Regions from separate parts of the Homo sapiens genome. Here region 2 is linked to region 1. A link is an interaction called in ENCODE POLR2A ChIA-PET data of the cell type or tissue named here. Cell type or tissue: GM12878. All regions are shown on one strand. Each heading gives the region's core, and the rest is flanking DNA. Links, peaks and the distances in the headings are about the cores only.

Evidence for each region. ChIA-PET counts read pairs that join two places held together with the same protein. Peaks named below come from ENCODE experiments on the same cell type or tissue, not always from the same donor. Only the 100,000 strongest peaks of a DNase experiment are listed, where the experiment ranks them.
Region 2: POLR2A ChIA-PET joins it to region 1 with 6 read pairs; 2 of 35 experiments call an interaction of 5 or more read pairs at or near these places.

What each region holds. Positions count from the first base shown.
Region 1 is chr7:155,657,082-155,663,966 of GRCh38, forward strand. All of the region lies in intron 1 of RBM33 (RNA binding motif protein 33), which reads left to right. Among named protein-coding and RNA genes, the nearest start is that of RBM33, 16 kb to the left of the region's middle. In GM12878, for the core only: no CTCF peak of the experiment used is centred there; DNase peaks (open chromatin) are centred at 3,540 and 3,843; H3K4me3 peaks cover 1,245 bases; H3K27ac peaks cover 1,825 bases.
Region 2 is chr7:156,779,608-156,786,492 of GRCh38, forward strand. All of the region lies in intron 5 of LMBR1 (limb development membrane protein 1), which reads right to left. Among named protein-coding and RNA genes, the nearest start is that of LMBR1, 110 kb to the right of the region's middle. RefSeq lists enhancers at 4,547-4,596, 4,897-4,966. In GM12878, for the core only: no CTCF peak of the experiment used is centred there; a DNase peak (open chromatin) is centred at 1,334; H3K4me3 peaks cover 437 bases; H3K27ac peaks cover 2,439 bases.

The DNA.
Region 1 (6,885 bases), core at 2,299-4,798:
TATTTTTTGCTTATCTTGCATTCTCTGATTTTGGAATGATTTCAACAGCCACTTTCCTTAGTATTTTATGGCGTCTCTCCTTTGGGAAAATACTTTAATTATTTTTGATGATCCTGGCCTCTAATTTTGGCTTTTGTAGATTTAACTCTGAAATTTCCGGAAAGTGCTACGTAGCACGATGGCAGTTAAATTTCCTTCCGGAGTGCCCGCGCTGATGCACAGTGTGAGATGAACACAGGGATTCCTAACCCTAGCTGTCCATCAGAATTAGTGGGAACTTTAAAAAGCAAAAAGAGCCCACTGAATCAAAAATCAGTGAGGAGGCCAAGGATTATATGCTTGTTAACAAGGTTATAATACTTGTTATTAGCTAGCCTGGCAAAAAGATGTTCTGGTTTCAGCAGAATTAGATGCTCTTTTTTTTCGTTTTTTCTTATTTTGGTCTCACTGTTTTGTCCAGGCTGGAGTGCAGTGGCCATGCACAGGCATGAGCATGGCACACTACAGCTTCAAATTTCTGACCTCAAGCAATCCTCGCTTCTCAGGCTCCCAAGTAGCTAGGGCAACAGGCTCCAGCCACTGCACCCAGTGGATGCTCTAATTAATTAGCAATGTCTGCCATGGATGATTGTGATTAAGTACTAATTTCTTCGCTGTGTCTTAATGAGAAAAAAGTCACAAGCTAAATTTTTAGCTTATAAAATATTGGGATTTTGCTTCTGTTTTCATAGATAGGGAATGCTCCTTGTTTTCATGAAGCATGACTTTTGATGTTTTAAAATTCATTAAGAACTATTTTTTGGCCTAACGTGTATCAGGGACAGTGCATCCTCTACATTTAAAAATAATGTATATTTTGCACTTGTTGGTCCAAGTACCCTGTATTGGCTGTTAGGTCTAGTTGATTTATAGTATTTGAGTCCTCTATATCCTTATTAATCTTTTACCTGGATTTCATATTTGTTGAAAGTGGGGTGTTGAATTCTCTAAGTATTAATGTAGATCAGTCTCTTTCTCCCTTCATTTTTGTCAACATTTGCTACATCAATTTTGGTGTTCTGTTTCAGTGCATATATGTTTATAATTGTTATATCTTGATGAATTGACCCTTTGATCGGTATACAGTATTCCTTCTTTTTGAAACAATTTTGGATTTAAAAATATTTTATCTGATATTAGTGTAACTTTGCCAGCTGCCTTTTGGTTACTATTTGCGTGAAATATCTTTTTCCATCCTTTCACTTTCAATTTATTAGTGTCTTTGGGTCTAAAGTGAGTCTCTAATAGGCAGCATATAGTTGGATTTTTTTTTTTTTTTTTTTTTGAGACGGAGTGTCTCTCTGTCGCCCAGGCTGGAGTGCAGTGGCGTGATCTTGGCCCACTGCAACCTCTGGCCCACTGCAACCTCCGCGGGGTTCAAGTGATTCTCCTGCCTCAGTCTCCTGAGTAGCTGGGATAACAGGCGCTCGCCACCAAGCCTGGCTAGTTTTTGTATTTTTAGTAGAGACGGGGTTTCACCATCTTGGTCAGGTTGGTCTCAAACTCCTGACCTCATGATCCACCCGCCTCGGCCTCCCAAAGTGCTGGGATTATAGGCGTGAGCCACCGCGCCCGGCTGCTTGTTTGTTTTTAATCCTCTCTGCCAGTCTGTGATGTGACAGAAGGTAGTCAAGTGGGAAATGCCAGATGCCAGTCCTTCCAGTGGAACAACTATTGACCTGGCAAGAACTGTTGGAAGCAACCGTTTTGGAACTTGAGAACCTAACATTGGTTTTCATCACTGATGGGCTGGTACAGAGGCTCTCTCTGTTATTTTCATCCCCCTCTGCTGAAGCAGTTTCTCCTCAGCTTTGTTCATTTTTCCTTTTTATTGGATGCAGGCATTTAAGGAAATCTACCAGGTCGCTGGTTGATTAGGGAGATAACAGTAGACAGACTTCAGTGACCACACTTAAGGAATATAATAAATAGTAGTTTTAAAAAGCCATTAAACAAATGGACAGCAACCTTCATTGTGTAACAGCAGCAACTCTGGGGAAGGAGAATCTGGTTTCTAGAGTTACTACATTGCAATGTACAGAATATCCAGTTTTAAATAGTAAATAGTAAATAAAATACTACATTGTATAGAAAGAAGCCTGAAAGTATGGCCCATTCATAGTAGAAAAAGAAATAGAAACCACAAGGATACCCAGACATTGGATTTACTAGACAGATGCTTTAACCTTCTTAAATATGCTTAACGTGCTTTAGGAAACTATGAACCAAAAAGCTAAAGGAAATCTGGAGAATGATATATGAAGAAGTAGAGAATATTAATAAAGAAATTATTAGAAGGAAACAACTTCTGGAACTCAAAAGTACAGTAGCTAAAGTAAACTCTTTAGAGGGGATCAGTAGCAGATTTGAGCAAGCAGAAGAATCAGCAAACTTGAAGGTCAATTGAGATGATCCCATTGGAAGAGCAGAACGACAAAACAATGCATAAAAATGAACAGAGTCTAAAGGACCTACGGGACACCACCAAGTGTACTTATATACACATAGGAGACCCACGAGAGCAAGAAATTGACAGAAAAAAAATCTGAGGAAATAATGGCTGAAAATTGCCAAATTCATATACAAATATATAGCTAAAAGATAGGAATCTATACATCCAAGTACACCACACACTGGATATATTAAAACAACAGAAATTTATTCACAGGTCAGGAGACCGGAAGTCCATATTAATGTACCAGCAGGGCCACACTCCCTGTGAAGCCTCTAGGGGAGAATCCTTTGCCTCTTCCAGCTTTTGTTGGCTTCCTGCATTCCTTGGCTTATGGCAGCATAACTCAAGTCTTTGGCTTCACATGACCTTTCTCCTCTGTATGTGTCTGTTTGTCCCCAAATCTCCCTCTCCTTATGTAGACATCAGTCGTCATTGAATTTAGTGCCCTCTTTAATATCCAGTGTGATCTCATCCGAACTTGATTATATCTGTAAATAGCTTTTTCAGTTTTAGAGACAGGGGCTTGCTCTTTTGCCCAGGCTAGACTACAGTGAGTCAGTCATAGCTGACTGACTACACCCTCTGCCTCCTGGGCTCAAGCAGTCCTCCCACTGCAACCTCCTGAATGGCTGAGACTACAGGTGTGCACCACCACACCCAGCTAAGTTTTAAAGTTTTTTGTAGAGGTAGGATCTGGATATATTGCCCAGGCTGGTCTTGAACTCCTGGCCTCAAGCGACTACCTTGGCCTCCCAAAGTGTTGAGATTACAGGCATGAGTCACTATGCTCGGCCTTGTTTCTAAATAAAATCACATTCACAGGTGGCAGAAGGAGGGGTAAGACTTCAGCATATATTTTTTGGGGATACAATTCAACCAGTTATAAGCAGTTCTGCCAGCAACAGATTTCTTCCTGTTCTGTTCATCTGTGAATGTCTTTATGAAAGATCATGTTGGTGGATTTGGGACTCTTTGAGCACTTTGAATAGGTCATCTTACTGCCTCTGGCTGCTTCTGTTTTGATGAGAATCAACTATTGCACTTCCATTGTAGGTGATGAGTCATTTTTGTCTTGGTGCTTTCAAGGTTTTTTCTGTGTCTTTGGCTTCGAAACATTTTGACTACGTTGTGTGTGTTTGTAAATCGTTGAGTTTATTATCATTTGAGTTTGTTGAGCCTTCTGGATGTATAGATAAATATTTTCCAGTACCTTTTGGAAGTTGTCAGCCATTATTTCTTTGAGTATTTTTTCCTTCTCCTGTCTGTCCTCTCCTTCTGGTGCTCCCATTACACGTATATTGTTGTGCCTCCTGATGGCCCCACATTTCTTTGAGGCTGTGTTCAGTTTTCATTTTCTGATTTCTGTTCTTTGGATTATGTCATCTCTGTTATCTGTTTTCAAGTTTACTAAGTCTGCTAGTTCACATCTACTACTGAGCCCCTCTAATGAACTCATTTTAGTTATTTTTCAATTTCAGAATTTCTATTTGGTTTTTAAAAATAATTTCTGTGTGTGTGTGTGGTGTGTGTGTGTGTGTGTGTGTGTGTGTGTGTGTATATATATATATATATTTTTTTTTTTTTGAGACAGAGTCTCACTCTTGCCAGGCTGGAATGCAGTGGTGCAATGTCTGCTCACTGCAATCTCTGCCTCCCTGGTTCAAGCCATTCTCCTGCCTCAACCTCCCGAGTAGCTGGGATTACAGGCATGCATTACCACACCCACCTAATTTTTGTATTTTTAGTAGAGACAGGTTTCACCATGTTGGCCAGCATGGTCTCATGATCCCCCTGCCTTGGCCTCCTGAAGTGGTTTTTTTTTTTTCTTTCTTTTTTTTTCTTTTTTTTCCCAGACAGAGTCTTGCTCTGTGGCCCAGGCTGGAGTGCAGTGGTGTGGTCTCGGCTCCCTGCAACCTCTGCCTCCTGGGTTCAAGCAATTCTCTTGGCTCAGCCTCCCGAGTAGCCGGGATTACAGGTGTGTGCCATCACATCTGGCTAATTTTTGTATTTTTAGTAGAGACGGAGTTTCGCCATGTTGGCCAGGCTGGTCTCGAACTCCTGACCTCAAGTGATCCACCTGCCTTGGCCTCCCAAAGTGCTGGGATTACAGGTGTGAGCCACTGCACCTGGCCTGTTTATTCATATTCTTTATTTGACCTGACACTGTCATCATATTTTCTTTCGGTTTTTTGATCATGGTTTCATTTAATTCTTTGAACATATTTATAATGGCTACTTACAGATCTTTTTCTATGAAATCTGACGCCTGATCCTCTCACATGCAGTTTATGTTGCCTGCTTTTTGTTGTCGTTGGATTATAGGTTATATATCTTCTTGTTTCTTCCATATCTTGTAATTTTTTGTTGAAGTCTGGACATTTTAGATAATATGTTGTAGCAACTCTGGGTGCTGGTCTCCCTGTTCTCCCACCCCTGGGCTAATTACTGTTATTTGCTTCTTCACTCCTTTGTTGACTGGCTGGGTTATTTTAATGAAGTGTTCACCCCTCCGCCGAAGCTTCTGATGTTGCTCCGCAGTGACCACAGCCTTGGGCATGCCCAAGGATTACCCTGGGATGGTTGTCATGGCTTTGATTGTCTCTCTCTGAGCACACCTTCCGTAATGCTCTGGGGCATAAATTGCTTTATAAATTGAGCCCATCACATTCAGGCTCCTTTGAATGGATACTGTCCATGGTTCGTGTTTGAGATTTGTTCTGACCCAAGCAGGGGCCCTCCTCACCTGTCTGTGTCCCCATTTCTCTCCAGCACAGCAGCTCATCTACATTCTGGCCATATTTCCAGCTGCTTTTACCACTCTCTTCCCAGTTAGCTCTCACCAGAACTCTCCCTCACTGTTTTTGGGAGCACTCTTTGGCTTGAAGTCAGTTTCTTTGGAGAGTTTTGGAGCACTCTTGTTCTAAATGTCTGCTTCCTCACCCCGCCCCCCCCGCTCTGAGCCACAGCATTTGTGCTGTGGCTGTGGACAGTGGTGTACCAGTCTCTGGGTGATACCCTTGCCTTAGGAGCTGAGTGCCTGGGAACTGGGGGAAAGCAGCAGCCCCAGGTCTCCTCAATTTGACTTTCTTGGTGTGGGACCCCCAGCCCTTGACCCAGGGCAGGGGTTCTCTGGTTCCAGCAGTGTCTGTTCCATGAGTGGGACCTGAGTGGAAGAAAGGAGCCCACATGTCTCAGTAACAGTCACCCAGAATTCAGCCTCAACAATGGGTAGGTGGGGGTGGGATGGAAAATGCGGACGAGGTCCTTGTCCTCCAGCTGGGAGCTGAGTGGGGAGGGCGTCCTGTGTTCTTGGCTGCACTGGTCTGGAGTGGAGTCTTAGCATTACTGAGTTTCAAGGATGAAGAGGGGTGGGTCCTGGTTTAAAACCCATTAATTCTTGCTGCCATTCTTGCCAGATTTTTGGTAGATTTCTGGAATAAGTGTCTTTTCATTTGTTGTATGTCCTTAGAATTATTCTTAGAGACTTTAAGTAGTTATTTTATAAAACAGTTTTCACCAGGCTCACAGGGAGAGGACCCATGGAGCTCCTCATTCTGTCATATTGGAAGTGGAACTTCCTGAGGCTATTAATTCTTTAATGTCTTTAATTCTTGGATTTTCTTTTCTTTCTTTCTTTTTTTTTTTTAAAGCACTTGTTCTGTTTGGTAATTGTATTAGGCCATTCTCACAGGGCTATAAAGAAATACTGGAGACTGGGTAATTCATAAAGAAGAGAGGCTTAATTGGCTCATGGTTCTGTAGGCTGTACAAGTGTGGTGTCAGCGCCTGCTCAGTTTCTGGGGAGGCCTCAGGGAGCTTTTACTCATGGTGGAAGGCCAAGCAGGAACAGGCACTTACCTTACATGGCAAAAGAAGGAGCAAGAGGGTGAGCAGAGGCGGGGAGGGGTGCCACACTTTACAACAACCAGATATCCAGAGAGCTCACTGGCTATGGTGAGGGCAGCACCAAGCCATGCCGGATCTGCCCCGGGACCCCAACGCCTCCCACCAGGCCCCACCTCCAACACTGGGTATTACAATTCAACATGAGATTTGCAGGGATGTATATTCAAACTGTATCAGTAGTGTTTGGTAAGAGTATATATATTACTTTGGTAGAACTTGATTGATTTCCAGCTCCAGGCTCGGAAAATTCCTGAGGCTTTATAGGTGTTTATATCATCTGGCCCTACCTACCCCAACCACCTGCCCCTAGGTAGACTCTTTCTGGGGAGAGAGATCTATGCTCTGCTGTCTCTCAGATTTCTTTGCTTGTATGTATGTCTGAGATGAAAACCTTTAATTTCAATTCTTTGTTTACTAGGAATAAAGATAACTTTGTCAGGTGCCACCCATTTGTCAGTTCTTGTATTTTAAAATACGTTGTCAAA
Region 2 (6,885 bases), core at 57-2,556, 1.1 Mb after region 1:
TATACATTTAATTCACATCAATGAAGTGAAAATTACAATGTACTTACAAAAGCTCTATGGAGAAGCTGTCATGTTTCTATGGTGATGAACATTTAAACAAGGTTTTGCCTGGACATCTTGCCCTCCTGTAAGGGATGTAAAAACCACTTCATACACTATGTCTCTACCCATTAGGAAGCCTGGGAAAACTTCTACATTCACAGAACATTTAAAATAAATATCAAGCTATTGTTTTCACTTAACAAAAAGGGTCTCTCAGTAACATTAAAATAAGGTTTGCTCAGCATGGCATCAAGATTGCACCAAACATATACACAGTCATCAGGGGAAGATCGGTAGAAGTACTAATAAAGAACAGAAAATAAAAGCAGGTATTAATTATTTTATTTTAAGCCATGAAAAAACTACAAATAAGCATCTCTAGAGAGTGTCAAACATTTCTCCCTTTGCTCCCAAGTAATCATTAAGAGCATACACGAAAAAGCTTTGGTCTCACGTCAGAGAAAACGGCTTTGTGAAAAGCTTTGTTAAGGTCTATAGTAAAACAGTGAAATGTTTTTTAATATTAATATGCTATGCAGTCTATTTTATACACAAATATACTTAATGTGGTCTATACAAGATGAAAAAATTAAAACTATAAGATGCTCAAGCTGTTAAAGCTGGACAAAAAGAAAGTGCTTGGGGTAAGCTAAAATAAAAACACCAACATTGCCAGTTCATTGAATTAACATCTCCATTGCATTAAAATTTGTAGGCAGAAATTCCCCATGATATTAGACAAATAAAAATCCTCCAGATTACAAATGAATTAATACATGTTTTCAATATGTAAATGAAAGAACTGAATTATAAAAAGACTATGGTAACTAGATATCAAAATTTTTACACATAATTCTGAATTTGGGAAAAAAATATTTCTTAGTACACCAAATCACATCAAATAATTCACTGGTTCACTAGTAAGGCTCTTTTCTTCTATTTTTGTTCTAATAATTCTTCAGTTCAAAATTCATAGAAAAGAAGAAATGAGAACTAACACTTGCAGAGCTCCTACTAGTTGCTTTATACGTGCTTACTGAATCTTTGCAATATATTAAAAGGTAAATTTGATTACACATAACAAAGTTCACACTCAAAAGTGAAATAATTTGCCTGCATGCCAGAATTCACTTTCAATTCAGGTCTGTCAGCCCTCAGGGCCCTGTGCTTTCCACCCCTACCCTTCACCTCCACCCTTCACCCCCACCTCCCCAGTGACAGAAATAAGTCACAAAAGACAACACCACATGGAAATGAGGAAGTGGGGGAGAATGCTTAAAAGAAACAAGACAAACCTATGATTTTAGTAAAGGACCTAAAAGCTTCTTTTACTGGAACGTTAGTTTTCAGTTCCATAAAAGCAAGCTCATACTAAGGTCAAATGCTCAGTCTTGTAAGAAACCTGTAATGCAGAAGACCATCTTAGCCAATATCCACTTTCATTTCATGAAACACTCAGGCACAAACTCCAACAAAGATACAACAAAAGAAAGATCATTAGCATTATTACTTATTATTACAGTGAAACATAAAAGATATTAAGTTTTAAAATATAATAAAAAGCAATGCCACGTGACAATTTAGGTAATAACATCATATTGCTTATGTGGCAAATAATACTTTACACAAAAAGCACTAGAAATTCCAAAACACCACAGAAGATCCTTTATGACAGTGAACAAAATAGGAAAGATGTACATGAAAGCTTCCGGCTTCCTGCTCTCACTCCAGACTAGTCCCCCGTTAGCTCCTTTGGGCCCTTCTCTCCCAGGTTTCCACATTTCCTGCATCTCTCAATAAATAATAGCTACTTTGGGTGGGCAGGTATCAGTGCAGATGCATACATACATATTAGTATTTTATTAATATATTTATATATTTTTCCATTGAAAATCAGCAAGTTGGCATTTGGTTTTATGTATCAGCCTCTGTTTAGCTAATGTGAGCTGATCATCAAGGGATACAAATCACCCTTTTCCCTTTCTATTTTAAAATAAAAGTTTACTATTTAGCTTTACATGTCTATTAAATACCCATGGATATACTACCCAACTAGAACAAACATTACCATGACCATCCTCCCAACCAAGTCAACCTTCTGCACCAACCTACCCACAGGTAACCACAAAACACTGCCATGTTTATCATCCATTTGCGTTTTTTAAAATTGTGGTGAAATATGCATAACATAAAGTTCACCATCGTAACCATTTTTAAGTGTACAGTTCAGTGGCATTACTACATTCACACTGTTATGGTACCATCACCACCACCCATCTCCAGAATGCTTTTCATATTCACCAACTGAAACTCTGTACCCATTAAACAATAACTTCCCCCCCAATACACAATCCCTGGCAACCACTATGCTACTTTCTGTTTCTACAACTTTGACAATGCTATAGGTATCTCATTTAAGGAGAATCATATAGAATTTGTCCTTTTGTGACTGGACTGTTTAACTTAGCAAGGTTCATCCACGTTGTAGCATGTGTCATAATTTCCTTCTTTAGGGCTGAATAATACTTCATTGTATGGATATATCACGTGTGGTTTACTCATTATTCATCATACACAGTTGGATTGCTTCCACCATTTAGGTATTGTGAATAATGCTGCTATGAACATGGGTGTACATGTATGTGTTGGAGTTCCTGCCTTCAATTCTTTTAGATGTATATCCAGAAGTGGAATTGCTGGATCAGATGGTAATTCCATTTTTAATTTTTTAACAAATCGTCATATTGTTTTCCACACCAGCTCTTCCGTTTTACCTTTCCACCAACAATGCACAATATTCCCAATTCCTCCACATCCTTACCAATGCTTGCTGTTTTCTGGGTTTGGCTAGTAGTCATCCTACTAGGAGGTATCTCATTGCAGTTTTGTTTGTTTGTTTGTTTGTTTGTTTTTGAAACAGGGTCTCACTTTGTCATCCAGGCTGGAGTGCAGTGGTACAATCTCGGCTCCCTGAAACCTCCACCTCCCAGGTTCAAGCGATTCTCCCGCCTCAGCTACCCAAGTAGCTGGGATTACAGGCACACGCCACCATGCCCAGCTAATTTTTGTATTTTTACTAGAGACAGGGTTTTGCCATATTGGCCGGGCTGGTCTCAAACTCTTGGCCTCAAGTGATCCTCCTGCCTCAGCTTCCCAAAATGGAGGGATTACAGGAATGAGCCACTGGGCCTAGCCTCATTGTAGTTTTGATCTGCATTTCCCTAGTGATTAGTGATGGTGATAATCTTTTTATGTGCTTATTGGCCATTTGTGTATCTTCTTTGGATAGACTTTGGATGTCTATTCAGTTTCTTTGCCTATCTTGTAATATTTGATAGAGGAAGTTCCATCACCTAGTTCTTCAAAATTGCTCCGGCTATTCTTGGCTTTCTGCACTTCCATTAAATTTTTACTACCTGCTTGTCACATTCTATAAGAAAACTTTGCAGAATTTTTATTAGAATTGCAAAAACTCTAAAAATTATGAACACAGAATATCTATCAATTTATTTAGGTTTTCTTCAACATCTTTCTTTTTTTGAGACAGGGTCTTCCTTTATCACCAAAAGTGAAGTGCAGTGGTACAATCATGGCTCACTGCAGCTTCAAACTCCTGGGCTCAAGCAATCCTCCCACCTTTGCCTCCCGAGAAGCTGGGACTACAGGCATGCACCAACCAGGCTCAGTTAATTTTTTTTATTTTGTATTTTGTAGAGACAGGGCCTCGCTATGTTGCCCAGGCTAGTCTCGAACTCCTGGCCTCCTGCGATTCTCCCACCTCAGCCTCCCAAAGTGCTGGGATTATAGGCATGAGCCACTGTGTCCAACCAACATCTTTCAATAAGATTTTTTGTTTCCATTATTGTTTCCATAAAGGCTTTAAATATCATTCGTTAGATTTATTTCAACATACCTTAGGCTGTCTTGCTATTATAATTGATTTTCAGTTTGTTGCTGGTATTTATTGATTTTTTTAAATATATTAATCCTTGTACCCAGCATCCTTGTTAAATTTTTTTATTTGAATAATCTATTTTTAAATTCAGCTGAGCTTGACTTTCTAGTTTTATTTGCCGCTATGCAGTTTCATTAGGACTCATGTACAGGTAGTGCATGAAAACATTCCTATCCCTTCTAGACACTGCTCTTACCCATAACAGGAAAGAAAGAAGACAGCTCCTTCAATGGTGTAAGAGATCAGGCCATGTCAGCTCATCAACTTCATCATCAAAGTGTATGTGTAGAATTTGCTTCAGAAATGAAAGTCTTTTTTGTCAGATAATACCTTCGTAATTATCACTCTTCTTGTTGTATTTTGTTTATTTTTTGTTATTTTGGGTTTTTTTCTGTTTTTTTTTTTTTTACAGCATCACACTATAATACTAGCTTGCTTCTAAAAGTGGTAACCAGCTCTGAATGGTGTAGAATGACTCAGCAGCATGCATTTCTGGCAATACTGAGGACTAGATATCCTTAAGTTTTTCTGTTAAAGAAAATCCCCTAGATAATATATTAAAAGTCTCCTTGAAATATTTTTTGTCTACTAACTCTTTGAGTAATACACCGAGTTTGGGGCCTCTCACGGTGTTGGCTTTTCTCAAATGTTTGTTCGTCTTTGAATTCTCTGTTCATCTCCGTATTTAAGAACTCTTGTCCTGCTTGTTCTCCCTATCATCTCCTGCCTCTGATGATACTGAATTTAGTGAATAGATCTAGAGAGTGGACGGAGGCAGGCAGGACTAATTCTGGGAGCTGTCTTGTATGTTGGTGGACCTTTATGAGCATTAACATGAACTCTCACATCACCAGTACCCACGTTCACTACTTCAGCCCAAAGCAAATGCTACACTGCCTGCTGACTGCAGCTCCCTTCTCAGCACCCTGCTTCTGTCTGTCCCTTATGTCCTTCAGTAGCAGAGCCACATGGTTTTAATTCTCTTAAAGCCAGGTCAAAGGAGAACTTGAGGAGCGCAGACAATCAAAAATCCTAAAATCAATCTGTGAAACTGCATAATATCCTATGGGAAAATAAAATGAAATGTTAGGGTTATCTTTTATACGGGGGAAGTCAATTGTGTCTCTATTAGATAAAATTCATCTGCATTGCTCTCTACTTCCTCCAAGGTAACTCTAACTCTACACAGATGTAAAAGGGCCTAGGCAGTGGAAAGTCAGTCAAAGGCACATACTCCTCCAGGACCTGATAATCCCCAGGATCTACCACACAATGCCCAGGACTCCATTAACAGACACCTGCATCTCTTTTGCCCATCCAGGACTCCACTAACAGACATCTGCATCTCTTTTGCCCAGTTCCAAGTCTTGGACAATTTTTCCCGGCACCAGAAAAATATATGTACACAAGATGAACTGTTAAAGTAAGAAGGACATAAAATATAAGTACACACTAATTACAGTAAAACAATAATCCAAGTACAAATGTTGACAGGTACTTTGGAATGATACAAAACATGATTTGGGGCCAGGCACGGTGGCATACACCTGTAATCCCAGCTACTTGGGAGGCTGAGGCAGGAGAATCACTTGAGCCCGGGAGGCAGAGGCTACAGTGAGCCAAGATTGCACCACTGCACTCCAGCCTGGATGACAGAGCAAGACTCTGTCTCAAAAAACACAAAAACAAACAAACAAACAAAACCCAATATGATTTGGGGTTAACTGGAGTTCTATAAAATTGTAAAAATTAGAATATTAACGAAAATGCAATAGAAGGCAAGCTAAACAGTAAAAGTAACCAAAACCATCAGTGTAATATGCTTCACGCAAGCCAAATAAGACCCAGGAGAGGTAAACACTAAGAATCCTGACATACGGATGTATTCAGCAGTGGCTCGCAAACTTATAGGAATCATCTTGCAACCTTGAGAAGGAGTTTCTGAACGCTGCCTTGGAAAAAAATCTTCCTTCAACAGAACCTTAAGGTCAGGAGAGACTGACACAACTACAAAGCTTTGCCCTGTTTGCTACAGAGCAAAGGACAGAAGAAAAGACTTGGGCTCCATACCTGTAGAATAAATCTGAGCAGATTCAAGCAGAGACAATCTGAATCTTCCCAGAGGTGGAAACAAGGCCAAAGAATGCAAAAAAGTTAATAAAGAACTGAACTACTACTATGTTCCAGATAAAAGGTCAGTAAAGCTAACAGGTAGAAGAGGAGTCATTAGTTCAAGATGATGGGTCTCACAACACACACTTTTTAGCATAAAAGATGAGAGAAATATACAATAAATCACCAATCTACATGTCCCTAACACTAACAATAGTACCTAGCATGCAATAAGCCACCAATAAATATTAACTGAATGATTTAATTATGCCAGAGGACAGAAGCACCAGCAGACTAGTGACATTGAGAAGTTCCTAAAAGACAGCAAATAAATGGGATCAAATCTATGGGAAAATGTCCAAGGAAAGGTATAGATGGGAGGCAGGGAGGGAGGGAAGGAGGGAGGCTGTGAAGGAGGGAAAGAAGGAATGAGGCCGGGAGGGAAGGAAGGAAGGAAGGAGGGAGGAAAGGAAGGAGGTAGGGAAGGGAAGGGAAGGAAGGAGGAAGGGAAGAGAAGGAGGAAGGAGGAAGGAGGAAGGAGGAAGGGAAGGGAAGGAGGGAAGGAAGGAAGGAGGGAGGGGAAAAAAGAAGAAAAAGGTTAGCAGTGATTCCCAGTGCTACAAGCTTATAGTCAAGAAGTTCAAAAATACGTTTAATAATAGGTAAGAATATTAAGAAATCATAGGTAAGGGTAACGTTATTGTATAAATTGCTCTAGAATAACTGAATAGTAATACAGAGAGAAAATAACTTAGATTTTCTCTTTTTAACCACCT